Linked DNA regions of Homo sapiens: region 1 is linked to region 2. A link is a loop called in an ENCODE intact Hi-C map of the cell type or tissue named here. Cell type or tissue: IMR-90. All regions are shown on one strand. Links, peaks and the distances in the headings refer to the core of each region. The heading gives the core; the rest is flanking DNA.

Region 1 (17,203 bases), core at 4,679-9,678, 65 kb before region 2:
TAAAACAAGTAGGCAGAAAATCAGCCAAGAATACAGAAAGCTTGAGCAAGACTATCAATCAGCCTAACTTAATTGACAGTCATGGAACACTACATTCAACAACTGGAAAAAAGACTTCTTTTTTTTTTTTCCAGAATTCACCATTCATCCAAATGGCTATATATAGGCCATTATACAAATCCCAATAAGTTTTAAAAGATTGATATAATAAAAGTATGTTTTCTAACCATAGCAGAATTAAATGTAAAAACAGACTGGGTGAGGTGGCTCACGCCTGTAATCCCAGCACTTTGGGAGGCCAAGGAGAACAGATCACTCGAGCTCAGGAGTTTGAGACCAGCTGGGCAACATGACAAAAACCTGTTTCTACAAAAAATACAAAAATTAGCCAGGCACGGTGGTGCGCGCCTGTAGTCCCAGCTACCCAGGAGGCTGAGGTTGGAGGATTGCTTGAGCCCAGGAGGTTGAGGCTGCAGTGAGTTGAGACTGTACCACTGCACTTCAGCCTGGAAGACAGAGCAAGACTCTGTCTCAAAAATAAATAAATAAATCTAAAAACAATGGTACATAAAACACCCAACAAACTAGGAATAGAAGGGAATTTTCTCAACATAATCAAGAGCATGTATGAAAAACTCACAGCTGACATTATACCCAATGATGGAAGACTAAATTTCTCCTAAGATTACGAACTAGTGAAGGATTCCCACTTTTGTCAATTCTGTTCAATATTCTACTAAAAGTCCTACCCAGAGAAATTAGCCAAATAAATAAATAAATAAAAACCATCCAAATTGGAAATGAATAAATAAGATTATCTCTACGCTATGGTCTGAAGGTTTGTGTTCTCCCAAAATTCATGTTGAAATTCTAACCCCAAGGTAATGGTATTAGAAGGTGGGGCCATTGGAAGGTAATTTGTTCGTAAGGATGATGCCCTCGTGAACCATAAAAGAGACCCCAGAGTTCTTTTCATCCCTTCCACCATGCAAGAAGAAAAGACAAGAAGGTGCTGTTTGTGAACCAAAAAGCAGATTTTCACCAGACATCAAATCTGCTGGTGCCTTGATCTCAGACGTCCAAGTTTCCAGAACTGTGTTTTTGTTGTTTATAAGCTACCTACCTTACAGTATTTTGTTATAGCAACCCAAACAGAATAAGACATCTGATACGTAGAAAATCTTAAAGACCCTACAAAAAACCTATCAGAGTTAATAAACAGATTTATCAAAGTTGCAGAATATAGTAATTAAAGAAGATCTAAATAAATAGAAAGACATGGCCGGGCACAGTGGCTCACACCTGTAATCCCAGCACTTTGGGAGGCCAAGGAGTTCAAGACCAGCCTGGCCAACATGGTGGAAACTCATCTCTACTAAAAATACAAAATTTAGCCGATGTGGTGGTGCACGCCTGTAGTCCCAGCTACTCGGGTGGCTGAGACACAAGAATTGCGGCCTGAACCTGGGAGGCAGAGGCTGCAATGAGCCAAGATCATGACACCACGCTCCAGCCTGGGTGACAGAGCGAGACTCCATCTCTAAATAAATAAATAGAAAGACATTCATGTTCATGTATTGGAAGGCCTAATATTGTTAAGATGGTAATACTCCTCAAAGCAATCTACAAATTCAGTGTAATCTCTATCGAAATCCTAATGGCCTTTTTGCAGAAATGGAAAAGCAGATCCTAAAATTCATATGGAATTTCAAGTGACTCGTAATAGCCAAAACAATTTTGAAAAAGAATAATAAATTTGGAGAAGTCACACTTCTGTATTTCAAAACTTATTACAGAGCTACAGTAATAATCAAAACAGTATGATGCTGGTACAAAGATAGATATATAGACCAACAGGATAGAATTAAGGGTCTAGAAATACACCCATACCCTTGTCAACAGATTTTCAACAGCAGTGTCAAGACCATACAATAGGGAAAAACAGCCTCTTCAACAAGAAGAAAATATATGGTAAATCTTTGTGATTGTGGATTTGGCAACGGATTCTTAGATAAGTCACCAAAAGGTCAAAAAAGAAAACAAATCACTGAACTTTGACAAAATTAAAAAACATTTGTGCATCCAGGGATACTATCAAGAGAGTGAAAAGACAACCCACAGAGAGGGAGAAAACAATTACAAATCATATCTCTCACAAGGTTCTAGTATCCAAAATACATAAAGGACTCTTACAACTCAACCCGAAGAGACCAAAAACATTTTTTAAATAGGCAAAGAATACAAATAGACATTTTTCCTAAGAAGATATACAAATGGCCAACCAGCACATGAAAAGACGCTCAACATCTTTAGTTAATAGGGAAAATGCAAATCAAAACACAGTGAGATGCCACTCACTCACTCAAATCCACTGGGATGGCTATAATTATTTAAAAATAGAAAATAAAGATTAGCAAGGATGTGAAGAAATTGGAACCCTCATACATTGCTGGTGGAAATATAAAAAAACAGTGTAGCCATTATGGAAAACCGTTTGGTGGTTCTTAACAAAGTTAATCATTGAATTACCATATGACCCAGCAATTCCACTCCTAGGTACATGCCCAAATTGAAAACAGGTCTTCAAACAAAAACTTGTACACATATGTTCATAGCAGCCTTATTTACAATAGCCAAAAGTTGGAAATAACACAAATTGTCCATCAACAGATGAATGAGTAAACAAAATATAGTATATTCATACAATAGAATATGATTCATTCATAAGAAGAAATGATGTACTGATACATTCTACAACATATATAAGCCTCAAAAAACATTGTGCTAAATAAAAGAAGCCAGACATAAAATGTTACACATTTTAGTACCCAATTTTCATATGAAATATCCAGAATAGACAAATCCATACAAACAGAAAAATATTAGTGGCTGTTAGAAGAGAGAATGTAGAGTGCTTGCTTAAAGAGTACAGGCATTCCTTTCAGGGTGAGGAAAATATTTTGGAACTAAATAGAGGTAATAGTTGCACAAAATTCTGCATGGACTTCAGATGCCAGTGAATTTTACATTTTAAAATGGTTAGTTTCATGTTACATGAATCTTACCTCAATAATAAAATCAATAGCAAAAAGTAGAAAAATCTCCAGTTATTTGGTAACTGAACAAAAGACCTCTAAATAACTCTTGGGTCAAAGAAGAATTCAACAGGAAAATTAGAAGATATTTTAATAGAGTGATAGTAATATCAACATGTATGACACATCAAAATTTATGAGATGCATCTATAACATTGCTTAGATTAATATTTATCATTTTAAGTGCTCATATTTAAAATAATAAGAATCTAAACCAATGATCTAAGCTTCTTTCTTAATAAGCAACGTAAGAGTAAGAAGAATAATAAATAAAAAGAACATATTAAATCCAGAGTAAGGAGAATAAAGGAAATCACAAAGATAAGAGTGGAAAGCAATAAAAGTAAAAAGTGAAAAAATAGAGAAAATCAGTGAAATCTTAACCTGGTTTTTTAGGGGAAAAAAATCAATAAATTTATAAACCTCTAACTAGTCTAATAAAGAAAAAAGAGAAGACACAAATAACCATAACTAAGAATGAAAGAAGGGATATTATTACAGATCCTACTAACATTTTTAAAGTACTAAGAGGCTGTCACAAAAAATTTAATGCCAATAAATCTATTAGATGAAATGGACACATTTTGGGAAAGATGTTGGCAGACTGTATTTTTCAAAATTGTTTCAACAATAATTCGCATACCAAATGCTGTTTCAGAGCCTTCCTCTGCCCCATTAAGACATGAAGTCTGTATCTCATACCCTTGAAACTCAGCAGGGTTTTGCAACTGTTTCTACCACTACAGGACAACAGGAGTGACGCTATGTAACTTCAGAAACAAGATTATAAAAGGTAAAAACAGCTTCAAGCTGACTCTATCAAAATTTAAAAGCTCTGCTCATCAAAACATACCATTAAATCAAACAAAAAGATAAACCACAAACTGGGAGAAAATATTCACAATACATATCTTTGACAAAGGCCTTGTATCCAGAATATTTATAGAACTCTTACAACTCCATAAGAAGGCAATCAACTGTAAAAAATGGGCAAAAGATTTTAACAAACACTACACAAAATAAGATATATAAATGACCAATAAGTACATGAAACAATGCTTACCAAAGGATATTGTATTATTCCATGTATATGAAATTCTAAAAAAAAAAACAAAAGTCATCTATAATTTCAGAAAACAGATGAGTTATTGCCTGGGGCCAGGAGTAGAGTCATAATGGCAATTAACTAGAACATGGTGTAAGTAAACTTTTGCAGAGGATGAAAATTTTATATATCTTAAATTCAATATGTGTACATTTTAAAGTGATTCATTTTATGTTAAATTTACCCGAATAAAATTATCTGAAAATGTACATCATTAAAGTCATTTAAAATGTTAGATATCTGATGTTTAATTTTTAAAACCTAGTGAACTATTATGCTAAAGTATAGCATTTACTACATATTAATAAAGGTTCACAATGTCCAAACTATTGTTTTCTTAGTGCAAAGCCTATATTTTCCCATAAAATGAAATGGAAAATAATTATCTACAAAGAATTGAAAGACTTTAATTGTGTCCCTGATTCTTCCTTTACATAAAAAATTTGGCACACACCCTAAATAAGGAGTTGGGGAGGAAGTAACTTTCTGTTCCAAGCAGTGAGACATATGTGGGGTCTTCCCCTGAAGGTGCAGTACTTCAGATCTCTGAGTAATTGAAGGACTGGCAGGCAGCATGGGTTTCCATTAGGTTCATGTGTCACAAACTTCTAATGCCACTTAAAATCCCATCCTTTCCTTCTTCCACTTTCTTAGAATCTTCCCAGTGGTGCTGACCATGACATAAGCCAGCCTTACATCAAGCTCAGCAATGTGAGGAAGCTATGCACTGACTCAAGAACAGTGACTTTGCATTATTTATGTTACTAAATGTAAAGGCGACCAAAAAAGGAAGGTCACTAAACTTTTTTTATTTGAATATTGAAAGTATCAAGCATAGTGATTAAGTGTTTTAATAATAACAATCACTAATTCTAATATGGAACTCATGAGGAAGGCATTATTCTAAGTACTTTATGTATGTTAACTCAGTAATTCTCTTAATAACCATAGAAGGCAGGTACACTCTTCTTACCCCATTTTAGAGATGAGCAAACTGAGACACACAAAGATTAAGTAATTTGCCCAAGGTTATACAGCTGATAAACAGCATAGCTGAGATTTATACCCAGATAATGTGGTCCAAAATCTAAGCCCTTAACCTCTACTGTACATTTCCTATCCAGTGATTGTCACACCAGCATTTAACATCTATTAAAAGCAAGGATCTGGATTCTGACCTGTATAATTTTAACTTTTTTTAAAAACAGTGACAAGCTCTCATTGTATTGCCTAGGCTGGCCTTGAACTCCTGGGTTCAAGCAGTCTTCCTGTATAGCTGGCACTACAGTTGTGCGCCACTGTACTTGGTTCTACTGTCTTGGATAATTTTGAGATGAGTTTCAGATCACTGTTTGGGCCCATTCCCTGTATTTAAGTATGTATAAACAAATGTATCTCTATGTCTATACACACACAAACACATTTGGAAATATATACGTATATTTTGGCTGACTTTACATACATATATAATATATATAATCTTAAATGCAAATAGGTGTATGTTTTAAAGTGATACATTTTATTATGTTAAATTTACCTCAATAAAGCTATTTGAAAGTTTACATCATTAGAGTCATTTAAAATACTAATTTAGGTATTTGATGTTCAGTTTTTAAAATCTAATGAACTATTATAATGCTAACACATAGCATTTACTACATATTAATATATTTACCACATATTATATATATATGACCTGAAAATATGGGAAGAAAAAACATAAAGGTAAAAGCTGATGACCACGTAGGAGCCACACATTGTAACAGATCTCTTCTTTCTTGTATCTCCTATAGTACTTTCTTTCCACCATGCTCATCGTACATCCACATACTGCATTTAGATTGTAGTTATTTGTATATTTATCTTAATGCTTCTATTCCAGCATAAACTGAGACCATGTCTAAAGCACGTATCTAATTCATTTCCTTTCATACAACAGCTGCTAATAAACATTTATTTTTGTTTCCTCTGACATTCATAGACCTGATATAGCAGACAGATACCTGAAAATAAAGCTGACTACCAAAAACAGTCAGTATAGAAAGGCAAATACATGAGTACAAGAGTCCAAGGGCACAATTTTTATCTTGTTATGATCATAGAATAGCAGAAAAGGCCAAAGTAGACCTTGACTTGCTCCTTCCTCTGCCATGAGCTGTGTGACCTTGCTGGGGTTACTCATCCTCTCTGAACGTCAGCATTTCCATCTAGTAAATGTGCTTTGACAGTTTTGAGAGCTTTTTTTGTTTGTTTTTGTTTTTTTTGTTGTTTTTTTTTGAGACGAAGTCTCACTCTTGTCGCCCAGGCTGGAGTGCAATGGCACGATCTTGGCTCACTGCAACCTCCACCTCTCCGGTTCAAGCAACTCTCCTGCCTCAGCCTCCCAAGTAGCTGGGATTACAGGCACCTGCCACCACACCTGGCTAATTTTTGTATTTTTAGTAGAGACAAGGCTTCACCACGTTGGCCAGGCTGGTCTTGAACTCCTGACTTTGTGATCTACCCACCTCGTCTCCCAAAATGCTGGAATTACAGCCATAAGCCACCACACCCAGCCCTGACAGTTTTAAATAAATCAGGAGTATAAAAGTTTCAGCACAGAATAAGCACCTGATAAAGTCAGCCCTCCCACACCCCACTCCTTCATTTTATCCTTCTAGGGTAGGTGTCACAAATTAAATGCAGGTAAATGAGTTAAAATCGCTTGAGAATAAGAGATAGTACAGAATGCCATTTAAGAATATAGACCCAATACTACTATATCTTCTAATGAGAGAGGTGAAGCAGAAATCTGGAATTTAATGTGGAATCTTTCCATGTTTAAATGTTGACAGAGAAGTCAAAATTATTAAAACATTATATTCGCCAATGCTGTAAGGTCAAACAAAATTTGTCTGCTGTCCTGTGCCATCCAATAAACCACGGGTTTGCTGCCTTTACTTGTGGAGAAAGACAAAATACGCTAACAACAGCAATATAGCCTGAATTTGGTACATGTAGACAAATACATCTCTATAGCTAAACATACACACTTTGTGGCATGCATACAGTTCTTGGGACATATTGTCAGAAATCACCTACTTCATTTTCTTTCTTCAAACTGATTATTTCCCAACATGATGACATGAATTTAATTCCAGCAGGGGATGTTATCATATTAAGTTTCTCTTCCATTTAGTTAGACAACAATTCTGCAACACAAGGTCAAAGTCATTCAGCCTTAGCCATTTTCCTGTGTTTGTAACAACTGCCTTTGTGCCCAGATGGTCTGAGTCACGGCCTTTGTCAACACACATGTGTCTTGCCATTTCTTTTGGCTTTTTTCTTAAGAGTTGAAGTCACAAGGTAAGTGATAATTTTTAAAGGCTAATTAAGAACCTTTCTGCATATATCCTACTTAATTAGCTTCTGTCAACCTTGATTATACTCATTTTAAAAATTACATTTTACTTATGTGTATTCTGCTTGTATGAATAATGTGAAATAACAGAGGGCAGCTATTGTTCTGAGCCTTTCCAGTGAATCACTACTACTTTGCAATAACAGAATGATCAAAATAACATAAATGCTAACTAGAGACTCTTTAATATGAATTTACTTCATGCTGATAAACTCCTATAATTGCTGTGCATGTTTAAGGGTGGGAAGGTATTTTTCTTTGGCGTGATAGCTCCCAGTGGCTACTTTGTAATTTCGTAATGTGAAGGTGACCAGTAAGGAGGCAAGCCTCTCAAATTCTAATGCTTCTCAAATTCCGGTGTGTATCAGACTTGCCTTTGGAGCCTGTTAAAAATTCAGATCCCCCATACTTACCTGAACCTGTGTCACCCTTATCCTGAATGAATCCTTATCTTATCCTCTCAGACCCTTAGTATTTTCATGTACAAAATGGGAAATCAGTCCACATTAAAGGTAGTCGAGAGTTTAAAACAAAATAATTAGTGCAAAAGTCTTAGCACAATACCAAACCTAGAGTACCTACGTAGTCCTAAAATTCCGAATCATTTTTTTTCTCTTGGAAACTCTTAAGTAAAAGATTCTGATTCAGTGAATCTGGTGCTGGGCCTGGCAATCTGTATTTTAAAATCCAGGAGCTGTTTGCCCTGGTAATCCTGTTGCAGGTGATCTGGGAACTCTGGGAATTAAGTAACTATTGAGAAATTCTTAACCCTTGTCTCTAGAGATTGCATCCGAGTCCTGGCTCTACATCACAATTAGCTGCAGCACTTTTAAGACTATGAATTTCTAGGCTTTACTCCCAGACATTCTAACACTGCGTGTCTGGCAAGGAGCTCAAGAATTAATGAGAGTTTTTTAAATTCCACAAGTGACTTTGATATTAGCCAGAGTTGTGAATCATTACTTAAAAGTCTTCAAGTATTTTTGTCCATCTTCATAGTAGAAAAAAATTCAGCACATACGTATCTATAGGATATGAATATCTATTTGATATAGTTTGGACATGTGTCCCCTCTAAATCTCATGCTGAATTGTAATCCCCAGTGTTGGAGGTGCAGCCTGGTGGAAGGTGATTGGATCATAGGGGCAGATTTCTCATGTATGGTTTAGCACCATTCCCCTTGGTACTGTCCTTGTGAGAGTGATTTCTCATGAGATCTGGTCACTTAAAAATGCGTAGCACTTCCCCCCACCCCCACCCTCTCTCCTCCTGCTTCCGCCATGTGAGATGCCTGCTTCCCCTTCACCTTCCACCATGATTGGAAGCTTTCTGAGGCCTCCCTAGAAGCTGAGCAGATACTTCCTGTACAGCATGCAGAACCATGAGCCAGTTAAATGTCCTCTCTTTATGATTTACCCAGTCTCAGGTATTTCTTTACAGCAATGCAAGAACAGCCTAATTATGCAGCCTATATTTATAAAATATTAGGATGGTGAAAAAGTAATTGCAGTTTGCCATTGAAAGTAATGTAGGCATAGCTTCCAGTTTCCCATTAAAAGTAATGGCAAAACCACAGTTACTTTTGCACCAACCTAATATAAGCCATTTTTACTATACTATGTACTACAGATTTAGAAAACATACAAAAATGGAAATTCTTAAAATATAAAACAAAAATAAACTTGTTAAAATTTTTTTGTTTCTAAATGGAATCAAACTCTGTCAGTGAAAATATTATTCTTAATGAAATTCCAGAAGCTTAGTTCTTAAATGTCTGCTAAGCTCGTTAAGATGACTTCATCACGCCTCTAGTTACACTCTCATGGCATACTACACGCACTTTACATCTCAAAATAGTTCAAGGCACCGTACATTTAATATGTAGCTATGTATCTGAAAACATGCATTATTATTACTTTTTTTTTTTTTTTTTTTGAGACGGAGTCTTGCTCTGTTGCCCAAGCTGGAATGGAGTGGCATGATCTCGGCTCACTGCAAGCTCCGCCTCCCGGGCTCATGCCATTCTCCTACCTCAGCCTCCTGAGTAGCTGGGACTACAGGCGCCTGCCACCACACCCAGCTAATTCTTTTGTATTTTTAGTAGAGACAAGGTTTCACCATGTTAGCCAGGATGGTCTCGATCTCCTGACCTTGTGATCTGCCCACCTCGGCCTCCCAAAGTGCTGGGATTACAGGCGTGAACCACTATGCCTAGCCAAAAACATGTATTTTTAATGATAGTGGATATAAAGTCATATTTCAAAGACCCTTCTTGATCATTGTAATCTTTTTGGCCGACTGCTTATTAGATCTGATTAGATTGTCACTGTTTTTACCTTGCAATGTGCCCGATGAAGAGCCTGTACTAGGAGTCAAAGAGGTGTTGACTCTGACATTTTCTTCTTGTCTCCTTGTGTTTGTATTATTAGTATTATTTCTAACTGGCAAGTTTTTTGCAGGAATCTTTTGGAAGCCATTATGATGCCTACCAGAGGATCTTAAGGTTCTATGAAATATTCAGACTCTTGGACTATCTCAGGCCACACTTGGCTTCAGATTTATTCAGATAGACATAGGCTAGGAGTCACAGCCTGCCAGAGGACAGAGCTAGGCTTTGCTCTCCTGGAGTCCTTGCTTCAGTTGCGGGGATGGCCTCTGTCCTCCCTGTGTGATAGCTCAGGTTCAAGAATATGACATCCTCCACAGTGGCTTATTTCAGAATCTGCCCTGGTAGCCAACATCTCATATAACAACTCTGTAGGCATAGCTTCCAGGTTCCCACGGAGACATACTCAGCTCTAAGAGTTACCACACTCAACCAAAAGCTAAGAACGTATAGTTCTTTGAGTCCAGTTGTAGCCTTTTACTCAGTCATTTTCACAGTAAGCAATGTTGCCTAGCAACATATTTGACACATTACCTTTCTAGGCACTCTGAAGAAAGAGCTTGAAAGCTAACAAAAAGTCAAGTTTTTATGCAGAAGGAGAAAGAGTTTGCTAACCCTTTATTCATACCAATTTTGTGGTGATTTGCTTAGTTAAAACCAGAAGCTATAATCTTTAAATTCATCTAACTGGCACAGGTAGCATACATCAGACTGCAGTTTTCTGAAAGCAAACAAGTAAGAGGGTCACAGTCACTTAGCACCTTAATCCTTACCTCACTGTTCTCATCAGCATTACAATTCAATAACAAAAGGTGTAAATTTATTTTTACTTTCTGCTCCAATTTCCTGTAGAGCAGGGATCATGCCTGACTTGTTCATTGTTCTTGTTCACTATCCCCAGTGCCTAGCATTGTGCCCTGCACATAAGAACTCAATTAACATGTATTAAGTAAATGAATATATGCCTAATATAACCATATATATCTGAGATTGCCAGTATAATGCCAAGCAAACTAGAGAAACATGATACTTACATTTCTAAAGTATATAAGGAATGTGTATCATTATCTAATCCTAAAGATGACATTGTTATCAACATCATTACATTTGTTGAAAATCATATATTAAGCACCTATTTTGTCAGTCAACAGACAATGGAAAAGAAGATAGATAGGATCCAAGACCTAGCAAAGACTGTAGTCTAACGGGCAAGACAGATATTCAAGGGTTTGGAGTTTAAACATATCCTCAAATCAAAGGAGACCAATGTCAAGAATCCCTCTCTTCTCCATAGTATGAAGGAGGTTGAAAATGACAAGTGTTGCACATTGATCTAAGCCAATTCATATAAATAATTACATCCATTAAATCAAATAATTTCAAATAGGCTAAACAGGGTGTTGTGAAAGCATATGACGAGGGCCCTGAAACCTAGTCTGGGGAGGTAGGAAGTCTTCCCTGAGAAAGACATTAAGACTGAGATCTAAGCAACCGGTTAGCAGGCAAAGGCTGAAGGTCTGGAGGTCTCAGACAGAGGGAACAGCACGTTCAAAGACCTTAAGGCAGGAGCCTAAGGAAAAATACCGGAGAACAGAGTCTAGTGGGGCTGGAGCAGACATATGAGATAAGGCTGAAGAAAGAAGCAGGAAGTAGGTCTTGCAAGGCTCTGTAGACAATTTTGAACTTTACTCGGAGTTCAATGGAAGGTCCCTAAGCAGGGGAATTATGTGTTTTGACTATAGTGCTTCCTGGCTCTAGTAACTACAATTACATTGGAATAAACCACGTAAGCCTTTCCTTCTCTGAATGACTTTTATTTGATTTTTATTTGTAATTTATTTTGCAGTTTTCTGAACCATAAAATATCTCTGCCCTTTGTAAATTACTGAGTGATTCTTCCTGAACCTTGTAAAGTTTAGCTGGAGGCATTCTGATACTTGTGTTCATCAGATTTTCCCTGACTCTAATCAAAAAGCCATAATTCAATGTCTGATTGTTCTCAGTAGGGAGTATTACCTTAAAATATTATTTACTCCTTTTGGTAGCAATTTTTTAATCAAATATTAAAGTTGCAGAAATTAATCTCATCCCTTCCACCATGTGAGGACGCAGCAAGAAGACACCATCTATGAACCGGAAAAAAACAGGCCCTTACCAGGCACGAAATCTGCCAGAGCCCTGATCTTGGTCTCTCCAGTGTCCAGAGTTGTGAGGTCAAGAATGATGAGAAATAAACTTCTGTTGCTTTTAACCAGTCGGTTTACAGTACTTTGTTACAGCAACCCAAATGTACTAAGACACCCCTTTGTCTCCAGGGAACCTGTACTTTGATTAAATCTGGATTTACTTGTAACAAAATAAAGAAATTCTCTTCGTTAGCAGTGTAATTCTTCCCAAAGAAGATTTTTTTTAATTGGGAGAATATTTGTTTAACCATTTGTGTGAGTAGGAATGAGAGTGGGAAGTGTGAGACCCTCTGTCCAAGGAGCATGCTTGTAGGCAGTAGGTAGTTCCTCCTTTGCTACGTCTGTTTTCCACTAAACCAGTGGTTTTAAATTCTATCTAGCCCCATCAACTTCTTCTTAGGATAATTATTAACTAATACTCCTTTAACATCAAGAAATTAAATTATTGGATATTTTCTATCCCCACATATTTCAAACAATTCAATAAAATTCCCTAAATGTACTATAAATAGAATTGCCAGATAAAATAGAAGGACATTGTTTAGGACATATTTACACTAAAAATTTATTGATTTTTTTTTTTTTTTTTTTTTTGAGACACAGTCTTGCTCTGTCACCCAGCCTGGAGTGCAGTGGTATGATCTTGGCTCACTGCAACGTCAGCCTCCCGGGTTCAAGCAATTCTCCTGCCTCAGCCTCCCAAGTAGCTGGGATTACAGGTGCATGCCACCACACCCAGCTAATTTTTGTATTTTTAGTAGAGACGGGGTTTCACCGTGTTAGTCAGGCTGGTCACGAACCATGAACTCCTGACCTCAAGTGATCCTCCCACCTTGGCCTCCCAAAGTGCTGGGATTACAGGTGTGAGCCATCACACCCGGCCCTGAAATGCAAATTTAACTGGATTTCCTGTCTTGTTATTTGCGAACCTTGTCAACCCTAAATATAGAGGAGAACTAAAAGAAAAGCTATGTACAATCATATAATAGGCATTTGAATGTATAACTGCTCAGCCATATGGCCCATAATGAGGTAGTCAGACACTTATATCTACAATGGAGTCACCATGATTGTAATAGCTACAAATGCAGATGGATGTTGGTAGGTTTCATTGGCCCCTCAAATACCATTAAGTGGTATGGCCACTTCTGATACCATTTTCTGATATAACAAACATTCTCAGAAAATTTTCAGACAAAATAAGCCACCACCTTCTTAATTTGCATAGCAGCTGAATTCCTGGAAAATCTAGTATATTAAAACCATGCCAAACACACAGAGACACATAAGTAAGTATGTTTTAGGCCCAGAATAATTACAAACAGAATTTCTCACTTACATGAATATCCAGCAGGATATTCAAGAAACATGGAGAACGTGGCACAATTCTTGCTATGTGGGACTTTGCTGCACATTGCAGGACATTAGCTTCTCTGGCTCCAGCTCATGATAACCAGCAGTACCCTCCCTCTATGGTAACAATCAAAAGAGCATGGCCACAGATTTCCCCCAATGGGTGGTAGTAGTTTAATTGAAGCTTTTAGTTTAAACCACACATAAAGGGAGAGTTTTCTAGGACAAATGAGGGAAGAGTTCAAAGAAAAAAAAAACTTTCTTCTTTTGATATGTCATGAAACCACTGGCCGGCCTGTAAAATCTTTGGTGGAACATTTGTTTCTGTTTCTGAGAGCTTGGAGTGGGAGGGAAGAAATAGGCTCTGATACATATGTTCCCTTTCCTCTTCTAGGACCTGTAATCCAGAGTATGAGGACAGGAGGACAGATGGGAAGGCAGAGGTCATGAGGAGACTCCTTTAAGTATTAGTGTTATGGACTGAATGTTTCTGTCCCTTCCAAAATTCATATGTTGAAGCCCTAACTCCCACTGTAATGGTATTTGGAGATGGGGCCTTTGGGAAGTAATTAGGTTTCAATGAGGTCATGAGGGTAGAGCCCCATGATGGGATTAGTGTGCCTACAGGAAGAGGAAGAGGCACCAGAGCTATATATATATATATGTATATATATATATATGCACACCAAGGAAGCCTATGTGAGCACACAGAGAGAGAGTAGGCTCTACAAAGCCGAAAGAGGTCACACATCCCCTGACCACATTGGCACCCTGATCTCAGACTGTCAGCCTCCAGAACTGTGAGAAAATAAGTGTCTGCTTTTCAAGCCATCCAGTTTATGATATTTTGTTATAATAACCAGAGCATATGAAGACAATTAGAAGGAGTTCCCTACCCTGCTCTGGTTCTGCCAGGTAGTCTTGATAGCCTTGGATGATATAGTTGCTACCGAACAAACATTGTACATGGTTTTATTGGAATGGCATAAAACTTCACTCTGGCCCCCTCCACCATGGAGGCCCCTTTTGAAATGACAGCTGAATGGGCCAGGTGCAGTGGCTCATGCCTGTAATTCCAGCACTTTGGGAGGCCAAGGTTGGTGGATCACTTGAGGTCAGGTTCAAGACCAGCCTGACCAACTTGGTGAAACCCCATCTCTACTAAAAATACAGACAATTAGCTGGACATGGTGGCAGGTGCCTGTAATCCCAGCTACTCAGGAGCTGAGGCAAGAGAATAGCTTGAACCCAGGAGGCGGAGGTTGCAGTGAGCCAAGATCGTGCCATTGCACTCCAGCCTGGGTGACAAAGTGAGACTCCATCGTTAAAAAAAAAAAAAGAAAAAGAAAAAAGAAATGGCAGCTGTGTCCAAAATAAGGCCTCTCTTGGACCTTCTAGTGATAAAATGTCCACCCCTTCTCTAGCATACAGCCTGGAACTCCTTCACCTCCTGTAATTTTTGGATTCCTTCATGTGGAATCCTTTTCCTTACCCTCCAAAGACCTTGGAAAATGGATGTCTTAGCAATTCGTCCTCTGCCCCCACTTCTGAGACACTATAGCATGTTTTTTTTTCAGGCTTTGGAAGCATTTGTTACTCCACTGGCCTCCCTTTTTCAGAAATCTCCAGGACCCAGCTGGACACCTGTCTTTAAGTTCAAACATACCCTCAAATCATAGAGGACAAACATCAAGCATCCCTTCTTCTCCATGGTAGGGAATGGCCTGAAAATGATGTTTCATATACTAGTCTAAGCCAATTCAGAACTTTTTGGAAGATATCTATAGCCCTCTGAAGTTAGAGGTAGGTAAGGACTATATAGCTCCTTCCCCTCATCCTTGCAATCATGTAGCGTACTATGATAAATTTGCCTCCCCTACTAGCAAGTATTGTAGAAGGCAGGCAGTCTTACAACTCGCAGGCTTAAAACAGTCTTACAACCTGTAGGCTTAATAAAATTCTAGCTCTATGCTCATCCGTGCTTGAAAGGATCTCTTGAATCAGACACAATGATGTTCAGTTATCCTTCTGGTCAGAATCAGGAAAAAAAATATTCCATTGGGAAACTGAAAACAGTCTCACAATTTCCTTGGAATCCTAAGCCTAGAAGTCTATTCCAAATAGCATAGGCGCTTGAGTTCCCTAAATACTTATATACACTGTTAATGTAAGAGGGGAAATGCCTGTACAATATTTCTGGCCTATGCATGCATTTGAATAACACTGACTTCACTAATGAAAAATTTCTTATATTTTTGTGATGCTAATTAACAAAGATAACTGAAGCCAATGTCACCTTAGAAGAGTGGGCTTCTGATTAGTCATTCAAATGTTAACTCCTTTGAAAGCATGCATTCTCAATTAGGGTACTTCAAATATTAACTAACCACTTATAGAGTTTGTAGATTAAAATTAACATGCATATATCACACGCTCTGTGATAAAGTATATTAAACTAAATTTGAGATCGAGTAATCAGACAACCTGGTTATCCTTGGAGAGTCCTATTTTGCACTTATTATCCAGAGAAAATTATAGTGTCCCCTTTTACTCTCAAACAATCTAAGTTTGGGTGAAAACTGTGTAATCACCTCATAATAAAAGGGAACATCTAGGTTCACAGTACATTCTCCAGAAATTCTCTCCTCTTACAACTCTGAAGACATTCAAGTTATGCCTGTAGGTTCTGCTGCTCATCAAGTATCTTGTAGATAACAAAATTCAGATCGCCCTGCTTGGAGGCTATCCCAGACTATTATGAAGAACTTTCCAGGAGATTCCATCTCTTGGCTTTGGAGAAGAAAGATGGCTGCTCCATAAGAAGAAAGAAAAAGTAAAATGACCCTTTGTGAACCCCCTAAAAGGACATGCCCTCTACCTCCCCTCCCCATCCTCCTCTTACATTGAGTTGGGGTACCAGGGCAGGGCAAAAGGTTAATGGTACTACCAGCTTCTTCTGTGCCATCCAAGAAGACTGGAAAACAAAACTTGGGTGCAGAAGGATCTGAGAAAATCGGAAAAACCCAACTTGACTTGCATAGACCTATAGCCTCCAAAATTTAAGCAGACTTTCCAACTCAGTAGATTGCATGTTCATTTCATCCCCAGATTTTGGTGCCTATCCAGGGGGAATGGCCATAGAGGAATGGAGACTTTGTATCTCTCAAAAATACTTTCCAGAAAGCAGATTTGAATCCACTCTTGGCCTCACCATTGTGATTGAGTCCCCCAGCTCTCTCATTTAGGCTGGAGGTATCCTAACCAAGGATGTGGTATAAATGAGGCTTTGTTGTCTACTCTTTGTCTTATCTCAGGGAGTGATGGCAGTCTAACACCCAATTCCTTTAGCACTATCCCTAAGATTGGTACATTTGATAACAGACTTCTTAGTGACAGAAAGAATTACACAGATCATGTGTTTAACTCTTTCATTTGAGGACCATTGTGATATTTACACAAAAGAATCAGGACCTAACATCAGAAAACTTGAGTTCAAAGCCTTCATCTACCACTGATTAACTCTGTGACTTTAGGTAAGGCACTCAAGCCAAGTTGCTCCTCTAAACAACGAACAGTATTTACCATACAAAGTTGTCGGAAGAGATGTAAAAGCATATTTCAAAATTATTTTTAAAAAGCCAAACAAATGCATTTGCAGTTGATTAAATATTAACACAA
Region 2 (17,203 bases), core at 4,452-9,451:
TGCACATAAAAAGGAGTCTAAAAGACTTTAAAAAGATGAGTCATTATAAAATAATAAGAGTAGATAGCATATTATACTTTTTAAAATTAGTATTATAAGAAATGAGTCCAGATGGCAGAAATTGTGGTGGAACAAAGGTTTTTTTAATGGGGCTTTGTGGATAGGTAGTGGTGGAGAGTTGAGATACGATGAATGTTTGGTTCTTGGTTTTAAACATGGAAATCTAACTTTGGCTAGCTTTAGAAGAAAATAATTTTGTTATAACATTAGGGAGTTGCTCACAGAATTGAAGGAAAGGCCAGAGAACCAGGATCATAAAATGACAAGACACCAAGGAAAGGCTGGTAGCAGAGATTACAGCTAAGGTTTTGCTTTAAAATAGTTTGATTAGGATTCAATTAGTGGCCCAACTGCTGCTAAAGACAGCTAGAAGCCATTGTCACTACCACTGAATGGTACAACTGTGACTGAATTCTCAACTTTTTGTCAGTTACTGTGTCATTCATTCACAATTCAAAGACTTGGGCAGGAGCATAAAATTGGTGGCACCAAGGTTATATTCACTAGCAATCAGGTTGGGAGAAAGTAAATATCCAATATTTAGCCTTCTCTAATGCATCCTGAAGACTTGTCTCCCACACTCATATAACAAGGAATTCTCGCAAAATATAACTGAGTTTTGGGGTTGAGCAGTCAAAAAATGACAAAATATCCAATAGACTCCACTTGTTTGCCTGTCCAATATTTATCCCCACCTAAATCTCATCTTGAATTGTAGTTCCCATAATCCCCATGTGTCATGGGAAGGACCAAGTGAGGGGTAATTGAATCATGAGAGTGGTTTCCCCCATGCTGTTCTTGTGATAGTGAGTTTTCATGAGATCTGATGGTTTTATAAGGGGCTTTCCCCTACTTTTGCTCTGCACTTCTTCTTGCTGCTGCCATATGAAGAATGTATTTGCGCTTCCCCTTCCACCATGATTGTAAGTTTCCTGAGGCCTTGCCAGCCCTGCAGAACTATGAGTCACTTAAACCTCTTTCCTTTATAAATTACCCAGTCTCAGATATTTCTTCATCGTAGTGTGAGAATGGACTAATACCAATATACACAAACTTGCAGGCCGGGTGCAGTGACTCATGCCTGTAATCCTAGCATTTTGGGAAGCTGAGGCGGGCAGATCACTTGAGGTCAGGAGTTCGAGACCAGCCTGGCCAACATGGTGAAACCCCGTCCCTACTAAAAATACAAAAATTAGCCAGGCATGGTGGCACACACTTGTAATCCCAGCTACTTGGGAGGCTGAGGTGAAAGTATTGCTTGAACCTGGGAGGTGGAGGTTGCAGTGAGCCAAGATCAGGCCGCTGCACTCCAGCCTGGGTGACAGTCAGACCCCTTCTAAAATACACACACACACACACACACACACACACACACACACACACAAACTCACTACTTCCCATGAGAACTCTTCCTCCAAAAAACTATTCCACCTCATACTATACAACAAGTTGTTGTTCATTTGACCCCTTCCTTACAGGAAGACAATCAAGAGCCTCATAGGTTACTATTGTATTCAGTGCCATATCCAGGATCTCAGGAATTCTCCACTGCCCCCCTGTTCTATAGTAATTTCATCACAATATTCTGTAACCTATACCCTACATAAAGTTATAAAGTTAGCCAAATGTTTAAAATCCTACATAAAATAATGGAAGAAATGAAGAAAAAAAGCAGGAACACACATGCCATACAAAGGAAATGAGTAGAGGTTATGGCTCTTCATTTTTGAAATTGATAAGGCTCTAGTCTAGTATTTGACTTATTCTGTTCAATATCTATTCCATGTTCCCTTGGCTTTCAGCCAAAACTCTAACAAATATAGGGATTTTTTAATCAAGTAGGCTAACCAAAACTTCATTCCTGAGGGATTTGAGCCTCTGCCAATGTAGGTGTTGTAATATTTCTCTAACTAAACATGAGAGTCTAACATGGAAGCAGCTCGGACCTTTGTCCATATTCCTTCTGGCTTCCACTGTATTGCAGTAACTGGATTTCCCATTGGTAGATGGATTATTAATCACTGCAATCAGTACCAGAATAGCCATTTTGCCTATTGTCTAGTAATATAAGGAACTTTAAATGGCCAAATGTAGTCTCAGCTTCAATTCATTAACAGCACTGTGTGTAACCTTACAGAAGTATTTTTCCTTTGAGAACAAAAATAGGCTGCCTATGGAGATGGGAAGAAAATTTTTTATGGGTTATGTTTTTTGGTTTTGTGAGTAGAATTCTTTGGCTAGAGGCTACATTACATGGGGAACTTTAATAATATACAAGGCCATAGTAGTTGAAAACTTTGGCAGACCTTGCGACGCAAACGTCTGTAGGGTACTGGCAGAGAGAAGTCTTGTTTAGCTAATAACTCTTTAGAGAAACAGCTCTTTCTACTGGGGCATTTTCGAGAATGAACACCACATCTTAGAACTCCAGGTAACCCTATGACCTCAGCTTTCCATTCTGGACCAGATATTATCCGATTCACTTTGTCATCAACATAGATGAGGGTTTTTCAACCTTGGCACTATTGATATTTTGGACTGAATTATTCTCTCTCCTGGGGAACTGTCCTCTCTGCTGGGAACTGTAGAATCTTTGGCAATCTGGCCTGTTGACTAGTTGCCAGTAGCAGCCCCCGATTGTAACAATCAAAAACATCTCAAAACATTGCTAAGTAATTAGCTAAATTTCTATGTTTTGCCCCTGGAAGGCAAAATTGCCCTTGCTTAAGAACCACTGACATAGATGCATCCTTTCATTTTCCTCAAGTCCTGAGTAAGTTGTATGATCAGATTCCCATCCTGCTTCCTACTGTCATGCAGCCTCTCTTCATTCAGTCCGCAGCCTGGCCTCACGAGGGTTTGGTATAGATAATTGACTGATGTTGAAACTCAAGCCCAATTTATAGATGATTCTGTGTAATATGTTACTACCAGCCAAAAATGAGGTGGTGGGGGGCATAAACCCCCATTCATAGGTGGTAGCAATGTGCAGTGAAAAAGAAATTTTTCCTAGGGAGTTCAATATAAATTTCAAGCAGTTCATACTGTTGTCTCCTTGGCTAGAAGAAGTATGGTATGAAATAAGGATTATGTATATTCAAGGAGAGTGAACTAGTAGTTTGGCTGGATTGCCAGGGACTTGACAAAGGACTGGTGCCAACTTAAGAAAGGTGGGGAAGAGATATATAGATGGAGCTCTTTAAATGGACCCAGAATTGAGAATATTTCTGAGCTATGTGAATGCTCACAACAAAGCCTTCATTGCGAAAGAGGCTCTAAATAATCAGGTGGACAGCATAACCTATACTGTAGATGGTAGTCTCTGTCAAGCCAATGCTTAATGGGAGCATAAAATGCTAGGATGGTGGGGTAGTCAGATGGACCCACACTTTCAGAGGCTTTCCTGGCTGCTGCTGCCTTTCTATCTCTGCTGCCCCACTCCCACCCCACCAACTTCTCTCCCTCTCTCTCTTTATGGCATCATATCTTGGGGGATGAGCCAGCTACCTGATAGCCAATTAATTGCATTAGATGAGGTAGCACTTAGCAGTTTTGTCCCCACTGGTAGATACATTATGGTCTTAGATTTGCTTTCCTTGCCTCTGGCAGCCCTACTATTTACTGCATAATTTATACATTATCATGGATTCCCACCACATTGCTCTGGTCAAGGAACTTACTACCCTGAGGAGGTAAGACAACGTGCTCAATTGCTCAATTCTTTTTTCTTTTTCTTTTTTTTTTTTTGAGACAGAATCTGTCTGGAGTGCAGTAGTGTGATCTCGGCTCACTGCCCTCTGCCTCCTGGGTTCAGGTGATTCTGTCTCAGCCTTCCTAGTAGCTGGGGTTACAGGCATGTACCACCACAACTGGTTTTTGTATCTTTAGTAGTGACAGACTTTCACCATGTTGCCCAGGCTGCTGTTGAACTCTTGGCCTCAAGTGATCTGCCTACCTCAGCCTCCCAAAGTGCTGGGATTACAGGTGTGAGCCACCACACTTGGCCACACTCAATTCTTATTTTGTTGACTTCTCTCTTATAATGCACCTTCAACACTGAAATAATCTATTCAAGAGTTAGTTATTAAGCTAGCTGACAGTTAACACTAAAATGGCATCTTTCTGGATGCAATGTATGTTTTTATCCAAGAACTGATTTTTGCTGGTTTCTCCCATGCCCATATTACATGGGTTCAAGAACCAAGACACTGCCGGATGTTTCTATTACACCCAGTGACCCAATAATAAAGTTTTTGCTTTCTGTTCTTCTGAGTCTGAACTCTGTTTTAAAGGTTTTAGTACTTAAGGAAGTTCAAAAAGAAAACTGGTTCAGAAGAACCGGAAGTTCAAACTGCCATCTGGTAATTTTAGATTCTGTATGCCATGAATAATCATGCAAAAAAGAGGGTCACTATATTAGTTGGTGTGTTTTAACATTATAATACAAATGCTGCCACATAATAAGCAAGGAAGAATATAGAAGGAAAATATATTTGTTCTCGTACTGCCACATACAGTGGCAAAAGATGAACTAAGAGCTGAAATGTGTCAGAAATAAAGCTTTGGTCGCCATTATCAGGGAAGAAACTTAGCCAACGTAGTAGCCAAAGCAAAGATAAAATAGAATACATGTGTATAGAAGGGAAGGTGTCATAACCAAATGCTTAATTTAAATGACAGTAACTTTGATCTGTATTTTCTTGCTCTCATATATAAAGTGTATTTTAACAAGTTTCCCATCTTTTTGTCCTTCTTAAAAATATTGTTCTAGTTCACATAAAAAAGCAATGTCTTAATAAGTATTAAAATGACTAGTATAATTTGTAGAATATCAATAAGAGAATGTGGCAAAACTAGAAGGGACATAATCTGAAGGTCCTGGCTTTGGTATTGGATATAGTATACAATGGCTACATTGTTACATATGAGTACTGTTGTAAGCTTAAGGGTGAAAAGAGAAGCTGACCAGCAGAGTGTACAGTGATTATTTGTATTTGTGGTTGCTTGATATCCATTCAACCATCCCAAAATAATTTCAGATGCTGCCTTCAACTAGAGAAGCCAAAGGAGTAGGCACACAGTCTAATCTTGGCCAACTGGGCACTCTCTGCAAGGATCCATCTATATACATTATCCTGACCAGGCTATTCCCACTATCAGACAGTCCCTTTGCTTCATTTTCCTTGACTCTCTGGCACTTTCTAGGTTCCTCCCCACCAGTCCTGATTCCCTTTTCCTTAGTCAGATGGTGTGACAGTTAATATTAAGTGTCCACTTCATTGAATGATGCAAAGTATTGTTCCCGGGTCTGTCTGTGAGGGTGTTGCCAAAGTAGATTAACATTTGAGTCAGTGGACCGGGAGAGGCAGACCCACCCACAATGTGGGTGAGCACCATCCCCTCAACTGCCAGAGAGGCAATAATAAAGCAGGCAGGTGGTGGGAGCAGTGGACTTGGTGAGTCTTCTGGCCTTCATCTTTCTCCTGTGCTGGATGCTTCCTGCCCTCGAACATCAGACTCCAAGTTCTTCGGCTTTTGGACTCTTGGACTTACACCAGTGGTTCTCAGGCCATTGGCCATAGACTGCAGGCTGCACTGTTGGCTTCCCTTCCTTTGAGGTTTTGGGACTCGGACTGAGCCACTACTGGCTTCCTTGCTCAACTTGCATACAGCCTATTGTGGGACTTCACCTTGTGGTCGTGTGAATCAATTCTTCTTAATAAACTCCCTTTCATGTATACATATATCCTATTAGTTCTGTCCATCTACAGAACCCTAATACAGATGGTTTCTGGCAGCTGACATAACCAAGAGCATGGGCAGAAATAGGAAAATAGACAAATATAGAAAATCTCTTTTTAAATCTGACTTACCAGAAGTCTGTCAATCATATCTTTTCCAGGAAACGACTTTTGGTATTGGATATTGTCCCCACTTCTTTGGTGTGAGTCTCCATTGATTGTATCCTTATCTTTCCTATTTCCAATCTTTCTTGTGTGTGTGGTGGGGGCGGGGATGTTACTCTGCTGCTTGTGCTTTTTATCTGCATTCTTAGCTCTTTAGCTTTCAATAGTACTTTCGTCCTGATAAATGTATTTGAAGTTATAAATTACCCTTACACAGTGTTTTATCTAGGTCCTACAAATTCTGACATGTAGTATTTTCACTGTAGTTTAAGTATTTTGTTAAGTATTATTCTTCCCATTCGACAGGTAAGGAAACCGGGAAATGCTAAGATATTAAGTAACAGTTGTAGTTCAAACTCATTACGTTGTATTAACTAAAGAATCATATCTTGATAACTACAGTAATATTCTTTCTGATAACACTTAAGGTGGAACTGAATTTGGGGACATAATTTCTTGATGAAACAGCAAGATTAATAATAGTTTAATTTATTCTAAAATGTCTTTTCAAGTCCCTGAGACTAATCACTAGCCACAGGAATACTTACACCCCGTTTATCTTTCACAAGTAACTAAATAGAATGCTGTAAGCTACACATAAGGAGATGAGATCATCTGAGTCAGTTTCACAATAGAGATGGATTCCAGCTGCTAGATAAGCTCATTTTGACTTGTTTTGTTGCAAATGACAAAAGCCAATGTAAACTGCAAAGGCCAAAAGACAGAAATTTATTGACTCACGTATCAAGAATGGCAGGATTGCCACTGGGCTTCAGGGACCAGGGTAACGCCATTAGCAATATCCGTTATCAGCCTTATTCTTTCCCACTGAGCCTGGCTGAACTACAGCTGCCAGCATTTCCTGGGCTTGCATTTTCCCAGCTTCGTCACATCTTAATTTCAAGCTGAAAAATCCTGGGAAGAGACATACTTCACTGAAGTCATTTCTCTATTCTACTCATTGTAGCCAGGCAAAATGAGATTAGGATTAGCTCAGCCAGAGTTAGGTGACTATCCTTGCCTAATCATTCTGCATATAGATGATTTATATTTGGACCCTGTGTCAGACTGGAGAGAGGAGGGTCATTTCCCAAAAAAGGGGAGTAACAGTCCAGAAGAATTAGGATTCCACAAAAATATCTTACGGATACATCTCTCTCTATATTTATCTATATTAATATATATCTTGTAGGTATATATAGTCATGTTTGGCTTAATGACAAGGATATATTCTGAGAAAAGCGTCATTAGGCAATTTCATCATTGTGTGAACATCAGAGTATACTTACACAAACCTAGATGGTATAGCCTACTACACACCTAGGCTATATGGTATAGCTTATTGCTCCTAGACTATAAACCTGTACTGCATGTTACTGTACTGAATATTGCAGGCAACTGTAACACAATGGTAAATATTTGTGTATCTAAACAGAGAAAAAATAAAGTAAAAAATGCAGCAGTATAATCTTACGGGGGGATTCACTATCATAAGTACAGTTCGTTGTGACCAAAACGTTGTTATATGGCACATGACTGTCTAGGGTGTACATATCTCTATCTAGGGTCTACTGTTAATAACTTTCCTAGTCATTAGACACAAACAATCTGGAGGGAGTTACTCACATTGGTGGTGCGTGGGAATACAGAGTGGTGGAGAGAAGATAAATTGATTCTGTTACTTGTGTACATCTTTGCAATGAAAGGGCTCTTTGGAGTCAAAGGGTGAAGAGTTTAAGCGTGCAGGAAGGAAGGCAGGGAGTGAAAATAGACTGATGGCAACCACCACTCTGGTAGGAATACTTAAGCCATGGGATTGATATTTAGATACACACACACACACACACATTTCAGATAATTTAAATTGGAGCAGTATTAGTCATTTCCAACCAAAGAGTTTTGAATAGTAAAAGAAATGCGAGACTTTTAGAAACCTTGTTTAGTCGGTAACAACATTCAGTAGATAATTAAGGGAACACACTGCACAAATTCATTTCCCACTTAGCCTGAATAAGCAGTTTGACTACTTAATGGTTTCTTATTGTAAGTTTTCCTATGGCCAGGGAAAACAGCTTTGTAAGTAGTCCATCTTTCTAAAACTGAGGTAACTTTCTAAACATTAAAAGTCTTTAGTAACATAGGGGAAAAATTAAGGCTTAATTACTTAGAAAACAAAATATCACAATTACAGGAGCACATTTAATTACAAAAATTATAAAATTATATTAACTATATGTAGTTTTTAATATCTAGTATCAAAATACCTTTTCTACTTTGGTAACTAAATTTTTGAGATTAAGAACAAACTAGTTCAATCATTCTCACATACAAAAATTTCATGTTTATATTTATTAAAAACAAAATAATGCAAGTTCTGTTAAAGTAACAATATATACACCAAGATAAATATTTGGAATTGTGGAAACAGAAATAGTAAAAATTTCAAATTTTTTCTCAATATCTTAATGACTTAAATAATTTAGCTTTTTTCAGGCATTTTTTGTTAAAAATAAACTTACTTAATTTTCAACTTAGGTCAATGTGCTTTTTTGCTTTTTTTAAAGACAAAAATTAGTAAAAATGGCAGGTACTAGGTTTGCACTAGCTAAAAAAATAATGTTTACAGTTGTCTAGATGTAACAATTTTAAAAACATACAAATTCAGTATGTAGTATGAAAATACATTAAAAAAACACATAAGGAACTATGCCCCATAAAAAATATAAATGCAACTTCTATTAATTATATGAATATCAAAAATTAAATATTCTGATTTAAAAGTAGCTTCTATAAAAGTCGGAGTAGTAGGCATTATTTGCTTTCCTAAATGTATAAATAAGAAGTATTTCTAGCTCAACTAAACAGAAATATCAGTATTTCTTAGCAAAAAATGTAGTACATACATGAAAAGGCAAGCATTGTCCTGTATTCAAGTTTTTGAGTTTAAATTCCATTAAAATGTTTCCTACAACTTGAAAGAACTACACACACAAAAGTAAAAAGATGAGGTAAACATCTTATACTCTGAAGAAAGTACTTAATACTCAGATATTCCCAATTAATCTGTATCTTAATACTCAGACATTCTAAAACAATGCTTTAAAAGGTCTTCCATAATGAGGATGATTGTGATAAATATCTGAACTACATAATGAACAGCAGGTTTCTCAGTCTTCTGAGTAGACAGTGATGCTCCTTCTTGTTATTACAAAACAATCATGATTAAGTTTTGCCAACAATATCGCTCCAGTGTGGGTTTACATGAGGCACCATGCTACAGTAAGAGCAGCTACGATGCCATTCAAAATCGCCATGCTATAGCCCATGTGGAAAGAATGTCCAGTCAGTTTCCTAGAAAAAAAGAAAAACACAAATCAAAAAAGAAAAATGTAACGTGGTATAACAAAGACACCAAAAGTTTTCATCGAAAATACTTATGACCTTGGAGTGTATTTCCCAAATGTTCACATATGAATACAAAACTTAAAGAATATTGGACATCTGCAGGATAAATAGTGGATAGATCTTATTAAGTCCTGTGTCAAAACTGTACTGGTTAACAATTACAGTTGTTTCAAATCATTACTGATGAGTAATGCTGAGTTTCATCCCTATTATTTCTTTACTGTGTTTCATTGTCACTGTGTGTAGCCATAACCTAATTCTAAGGTATAAGTTTTGTTATTTTACAAACAGTTCTTTCATTAATTAGCGGTGTGTTTCCATGCTGTCTGTTCTTACTTTGATTTGACTTAAAATACATATTATTTCAAGTATTTGTTCTGTTTGCACCACTTTTAGGTTATATGAAGGAACTCCCTATGTCTTTCATAGATATTTCAGCTATCATTCTAATAGGTTACTTAATTGAAGTGGTTTTCAATGAGTTCTTAAGAATCAGCAAAGACACATCTCTTTTATGATTGCTAGGAGTGCCAACTAGTTTAATAACTCTTATGTGCATGAATATTCCCTGACATTTGTTTCCTTTATCTTGTAACAATCTTACAACAGTTTTTCCCACTAACTGTATTGCAATAATACTATTTGCTTATCCTAGTAAGAATCAGACATATTAAAAAGAAAAGAAGGTAGTATCCAACTGAGACTCTCTAGAAGGCAGAACAGAATACTCTCCTTTCTGGAGCAAAACAAATTGAGGACACACAGGAAGGTGCACTAGCAGAAGTAAAAGCCAAAAGACAAAAGCAGTAAGGGCCCTGGACTGAGACGGTCATAAATACCCATATCCTCTCCTCCTTTCCTAAGGAGTAGCCAAAGCCAGAGAAGCACTTAGCTGTGAACTAACACTTGAAGAGCACCTCATAGTGATTCCAGTCGCACAATATCTGTGGCAGAGATTGAAGAAGGTACATTCTTCAAAGAAGAGCCCTTTGCATTCATCTGAAGCTACATAGACCCTGATGCTTCCTGATGGTTCCCTGCTCTGTTCCAAGGGAGTTATTATTTACTTTCGACTCAACCTTTCTTTACCCAACTAGGGCTAGTCAAAGATGCTTCTCATGTGTTATTAAGGGTTAATCTACCTACCTATATTACCTATCTACATCGTAAAATAGGTATAATGCTTTGTCCCTTTAAAAAAGAAATTCCTCAAATATATGTTGATGACTAGTGAACAGAAACCTAAAGTTGAACAATCAGCATTATCATTCATCATAAAATATTTAGTGACGATCCAAAAAACTTTTAAATTAATACAGTTCGGTCTTCCATATCAGTGGGTTCCACATCTGCGAAATGAACCAAGCAGGTAGAATATATTTTGAAAAAAAAAATGCATCCGTACAGAACATGTATACACTTTTTTCCCTTGTCAATCCCTGAACAATAAAACAACTATTTATATAACATTTACATTGTATTAGGTATAATATTATAAATAATGTGGAGATGTTTTAAAGTATATGAGAGGATATGCTTAGGTTATATGCAAATACTAAGCCATTTTTGAATGAGACTTCAAGTATCCTCAGATGTTGATACCTGTGTGGAATCCTGGAACCAGTCCTTCACAGATAAAGGGGGATGACTGTACTCACCCAATAAAGTTAATCATCAAAAGGTTTCCAGAGTTAATTGTTCTGTTTTAGTAGTTTGTGATCCTCACAATCCCACAAAAATAGAAAAACCTTTAAAGTTCAGTTTACTAAGCCGACAACTACAATGTTGGTAGAATTGAATTTTACTGAGATGTACATGCTCAAATGTTCAGTGACTTCCTTACTAAGCAGGCAAAGCAATGCATTTTAATGGCAATGAAAAAATGCTCGGGAGTAGTGGTTCCTAGTCTTTGTCATCTCAAATGTACCATATTCCCACTGGGAACACTGTAGCAATTGTCACAGACTACTGCTAGGTAAAGGACTTAAATCTTTGAAGAATCACTTGCTTTAATTTAAAGCTTTTCAAAATATTCACCATGATTTTCCTCTTTGGAGGAAGACAGACAATCCCTGCAGGCTTTCTCTCTTGTGACTCTCATTTGTGATCTCTAAAGTCTGTTAACAAAGACTGAAGGAATTATGGTTCTCCTTTGTCAAAACTCTATAGAGGACTTATTTAAAATTGACTCAAGTAAAATGAAAATATTATCTTCAATTAATGAGTTTAATATCTTCAATAAATGATAATTAAATACAATGTCTACCTCATCCAATCTATATCTATACATGCATTTCACTTTTTTAATTAAAGCATACCAGTAAAATGCAAATGTCTAACATTTATATACAGTTCAATGCATTTTTACTGTGGTAGACTCTCATATACTCACCAACCACATAAAGATAGAGAACATTTCTGGCACTGCAAAAAGATCCCTTTTAAATATTCAACTTACCTCCTGCAGATCTTGAGGTAACTGCAATACTGAGGGCTGTCACCAAGATTAGTTTCACTTGCTCTTGAAACTACATCTACATGGCATCATACAATAAATATTTTTCTGCGTCTGCCTTCTTTTGCTCAGTACTGTCTTTGTGAGATTCATCCATGTTGTATGTAGTATTAGTTTGTTCTTTTCTACTGCAGTATATAGCAAAATGTATTTACCCATTTTACTACTGATGGGTGTTTCCAGTTTGGGGCTCCTATACATACAGGTACTATGAACACGTCTTCGGTGGGTGGTGGGAATCTGCACTTATTTCTCTTGGATAGATCCTAGGAGTAGAACTGCTGAGTTACAAGGTAGATATACATTAGGCTTTAGTAGAAAGTATGAAAAATAGTTGTACCAATTTACACTTCCACTATCAACGTATGAGTTTAAGTTGTTCCACATCACCATGAACACTTGGTATTATCAGTGTTATAAATTTTAACCATTTTAGTAGGTCTGCAGAGTATGTTGTAGTGGTTTTAATATTTATTTTTCTGATGATTAATGTACTTACTGACCATTCAGAAAGCCTCTTTTTTGATGTTTGTGTTCAAAACTTTTTCTCATTTTTTTCTATTGGTTTATAGAGTTCTTTACGTATTCTAGATACAAATCTTTTGTTAAAGATACGTGTTGTAAATAATGTTTATTATGGTGTGTCTTTTTTTACTCTCTTAATAAGATCTTTTGATGAACAGAAGTTCTTAATTTGAATAAAGTCCAGTTAATATTTTAAAAAATGGCTAGTGCTTTTTTGGTGGCTTTTTCATTAAATCTTTGACTACTCCAAGGTTATGAAGATATTCTGTATCTTAATGAGGTTTTACTTTTCTTCTTTTGATATTTAAATCTGTAATTCATCTCAAATTAATGTGTATTTTTTGTGTTATAGGACACTGAACACAAAAGAATGAATTTGGTCCTCTACCTTACACAATATACAAAATATACTCAAAATAGACCAAAGACCTAAATACAAGAACTAAGACTATAAAACTCTTAGAAGGAAACATAGGTATAAATCTTCATGACCTTGAATTAAGCAACAGATTCTTAGATATGACAACAAAAGCACAAGAAACTAAAGAAAAAACCTAAATTAGACATCATCTAATTAAAAACCTTTGTGCTTCCAAGGACATTATTAAGTGAAAACCCATAAAATGGAGGTAAATATTTGCAAATCTTATATCTGATAGAGTCTACTAAGATATAAAATAACTCTTATAAGTAAAAAATAAAAAGACAAAAAGTCAAATTTTTAAAAGGGCAAAGGATTTGAATAAACAATTATCCAAAGATATACACATGTAGGGTCCAGCCCCACAGGGTCGGTGGGTTTTCTCCCCATTTGTGGAGATGAGAGAGTGCAGAAATAAAGACACAAGACAAAGAGATAAAAGAAAAGACAGCTGGGCCCGGGGGACCACTACCACCAATTCGCGGAGACCAGTAGTGGCCCCGAATGTCTAGCTGCGCTGTTATTTATTGGATACAAAGCAAAAGGGGCAGGGTAAAGAGTGTGACTCATCTCCAATGATATGTAAGGTTACGTGGGTCACGTGTCCACTGGACAGGGGGCCCTTCTCTGCCTGGCAGCCAAGGCAGAGAGAGAGAGGAAGAGAGAGAGACAGGCTTATGTCATTATTTCTGCATATCAGAGACTTTTAGTACTTTCACTAATTTTGCTACTGCTATCTAAAAGGCAGAGCCAGGTGTACAGGATGGAACATGAAAGTGGGTGGACCAGGAGCGTGGCCAATGAAGCACAGCATCACAGGGACATGGTTAGGCCTCCGGATAACTGCAGGCGGGCCTGACGGATGTCAGGCCCTCCACAAGAGGTGGAGGAGTACAGTCTTCCCTAAACTCCCCCGGGGAAAGGGAAACTCCCCTTCCCGGTCTGCTAAGTAGCAGGTGTTTTCCCTTGGCATTGACGCTACCGCTAGACCATGGTCCGCTTGGCAACGCGTGTCTTCGCAGATGCTGGCGTTACCGCTAGACCAAGGAGCCCTCTGGTGGCCCTGGCCAGGCATAACAGAAGACTCCCATTCTGTCTTCTGGTTACTTCTCACTATGTCCCCTCAGCTCCTATCTCTGTATGGCCTGGTTTTTCCTAGGTTATGATTGTAGAGAGAGGATTATTATAATATTGGAATAAAGAGTAATTGCTACAAACTAATGATTAATGATATTCATATATAATCACATCTATGATCTATATCTAGTATAACTATTCTTATTTTATATATTTTATTATAGTGGAACAGCTCATGCCCTCGGTCTCTTGCCTTGGCACCTGGGTGGCTTGCCGCCCACATACATACAAATAGCCAATAAGGACATGAAAAGCTGATGATGCTCAATGTCATTAGTTATACGGAAATGGAAAACAAAAACCACAAGAGATATAGCACATCTTACTCACTACTTGGATGGTTATAATTTAAAAAAAGAAAAAGAAAACAAGTGTTGGTGAGGATGTGGGGAAATCAGAAGTCCTGAACATTGCTGGTGGGAATGTAAAATGATACAGCTGCTGTAGGAAACAGTTTGGAGGTTTCTTAAAAAGTTAAACACAGAGTTAACATATGACCCAACAATTCCACTCTAGGTATATATCCAAGAAAACTGAAAACAAGTCACACAAAAACTTGTACCTGAGTGTTCATAGCAACATTATTCCTAATAGTAAAAAAGTAGAACTACCCAAATGTCCATCAACTGATGAACGGATTTAAAAAATGGTATATCCATACGGAAAACCATGCAGCCTTAAAAAGGAATGAAGTACTGACATATGCCACAATATGGATGAACCTTGAAAACAGTATGCTAAGTGAAAGGAGTAAACACAAAAGACTACATTAAAAAAAAATCTGTACGATTCCATTTATATGAAATGTCCAGAATAGGCAAATCCATAGAGACGAAAAGTAGACTATGGGTTTCCAGGGGATAGAGGCAGGAGGAAATGGTGCAGTGATTGCTAATGGGTATGGGGTTTTCATTTTGGAGTGATAGAAATGTTCTAGCAGTGATGGTTGCTGAATATTGTTATTCAGTAGTTTTTAGTGAAAATATTAAATACTTAATCATTTTAAGAGTAAAGTTTTATCCTATGTAAATTATATGAAAAAAAAAAACAAAAAACAAAAAAACACTTTACTGTCAGACATTAAAAAGGACCTGGACCGGGCGTGGTGGCTCACGCCTGTAATCCCAGCACTTTGGGAGGCCGAGGCGGGTGGACCACAAGGTCAGGAGATCGAGACCATCTTGGCTAACATGGTGAAACCCCGTCTCTACTAAAAATACAAAAAATTAGCTGGGCGTGGCGTGGTGGCGAGCGCCTGTAGTGCCAGCTACTCGTGAGGCTGAGGCAGAATGGTGTGAACCCAGGAGGCAGAGCTTGCAGTGAGCTGAGATCGCGCCACTGCACTCCAGCTTGGGCAACAGAGCGAGACTCCGTCAAAAAAAAAAAAAAAAAAAAGAGGACCTGAATGAAGGGAGGTCTCCACCATAACCTGGGAATACTCAGCATTGTAAAGGTGTCAATTTCTTTTTTTTTTTAATAAACACCTATAAATTCAATGAGATCTCAGTAGTAGTTCAATAGGATTTTTCTTGGTAGAAAATTGGCATTTTGATACTCAGTTCAACTGATACAATAAATGTGCAAAAAGAATAAATATTCTAAAATTTCAAATCATAACCTAAAATCAAAGTAATTTTAAAAAGAAGTAAACTGATACAGAAATAAAAAAGGCATCTGAATAGACTACAGCATCTAAAAACAGATCTATGTTTCTGAGCGTATGTATGTGGGTGGTGGTGATGAGATGTTTTACCAATAAGGCATTTTTAGGTCAGAGGAACAAAACCTATAATTAATTCTTTACAGGTCCCTTCCTCCCTATTCCTAAGAATCAGTTTTTTATTTAGCAGTGTAGAAGTAATCAAGATTCAGCTTATTTTCAAAAGAGCTGTCATATCTACATGGAGTAAAAAGAATGGTGGCTTCCTTTCAGTCTCCTGCTTTTATTTTTTTTTTGAGACAGGGTCTCACTCTGTTACCCAGGCGGGACTGCAGTGGCATGATCATGGCTCGTTGCAGCCTCCACCTCTCGGGGCTCTGGTGATCCTCCCACTCCAGCCTCCCAAGTAGCTGGTGAGGCAGGAGAATAGGGTCTGGAGGCAGGGAATCTAAGGCCAATCTGTGCTAACCTCCTAAAAGAGAAACACCAAGATCTGGGGGCAGGGAATCTAAGGCCAATTTCCTAAAGTTCAATCAAAGGGAAAACACCTGGGTCTAGGGCAGGGAACCTAAAGCCAATTAAGGCACACTTCTTAAAGCTAAACTGAAAGGAAAAGCCCCATCTCCCCACACCGGAGTAACAAAGGATCAAAGACTATTATTCTCCCTACAACCTTCTCGCTTCCACTACATCTCAGATGGAAAGGGCAAACATCCTGCATAGGGTGCCTATTCACCTCAGCCTTTAATTAGCAAAAGACCAAATCCTTCATCCAGATGAGAGGCAGCCAACAGGGACCTCAAAAGGAGTACTTAAAACCCAGAAAACTTTGTAACCAGGCCCTTGAGCCGCTTGCTCGGGCCCAATTCCACCCTGCGGAGCACTTTCTCACTTTAATAAATCCCTGCTGTCGCTGCTTCGTTCATGTATTTTGTTCCTTTGTTACTTTGAGGGTTTTGTTCAATTCTTTGTTCAAAATGCCAACGACCTGGACAACTTACTCAAGGCATTCCTAAAAGTAACCCTGGTACTAGAGGCACGCATGACCAAACCTGGCTGATTTTTTGTAGAGATACGGTTTTGCCATGTTGCCCAGGCTTGGTTTCAGTTTTGTTCAGTTTCATCATGGAGTCTACTATGGATTCCAAAATGGTTCTTATTATTGCAGGTCATGACTTTTTATTTCCATACTCTGAAGCAGGAAAACACTGTTAGGCAAATGGTAACAGAAGGGTAGAGGGGTTTGAAAAGACTGAATAGAGAATATGTAATTTTTATTCATTGGTTCTTCTACAATTTCATGAAGAGAAAGATAAGGGAAAGGAAAGGACCTAATCCCAGAAGAATAAGCCTGATCAGAAGCAACTTACCTTTATTACGTAATTTAGATCAATAAAGCAAAATGACTATAATTTCTGAAATTCTGTGTAATAGTCTAACATGGTGATGGGAATATAAATTAATATAGCCATTATGGAAAACAGTATGAAGTTTCTCAAAAATCTAAAAATGAAACTACCATATAATCCAGCAATTCCACTACTGGGTATTTACCCAAAGAAAGGACAATCAGT

The links. A loop is a pair of places that touch in the nucleus more often than their neighbours do. Peaks named below come from ENCODE experiments on the same cell type or tissue, not always from the same donor. Only the 100,000 strongest peaks of a DNase experiment are listed, where the experiment ranks them.
Region 1: a loop joins it to region 2, with 4 times the contacts of the local background. A loop is called at or near these places in 1 of 110 quality-filtered maps.

Annotation. Positions count from the first base shown.
Region 1 is chr2:152,817,307-152,834,509 of GRCh38, reverse strand. No RefSeq gene overlaps it. Among named protein-coding and RNA genes, the nearest start is that of ARL6IP6, 110 kb to the right of the region's middle. In IMR-90, for the core only: no CTCF peak of the experiment used is centred there; no DNase peak of the experiment used is centred there; H3K27ac peaks cover 862 bases.
Region 2 is chr2:152,751,861-152,769,063 of GRCh38, reverse strand. ARL6IP6 (ARF like GTPase 6 interacting protein 6) reads right to left here. Exons shown (of 4, transcript NM_152522.7): 4 at 6,668-9,317. The coding sequence ends at 9,224. Among named protein-coding and RNA genes, the nearest start is that of ARL6IP6, 42 kb to the right of the region's middle. In IMR-90, for the core only: no CTCF peak of the experiment used is centred there; a DNase peak (open chromatin) is centred at 6,603; H3K27ac peaks cover 2,015 bases.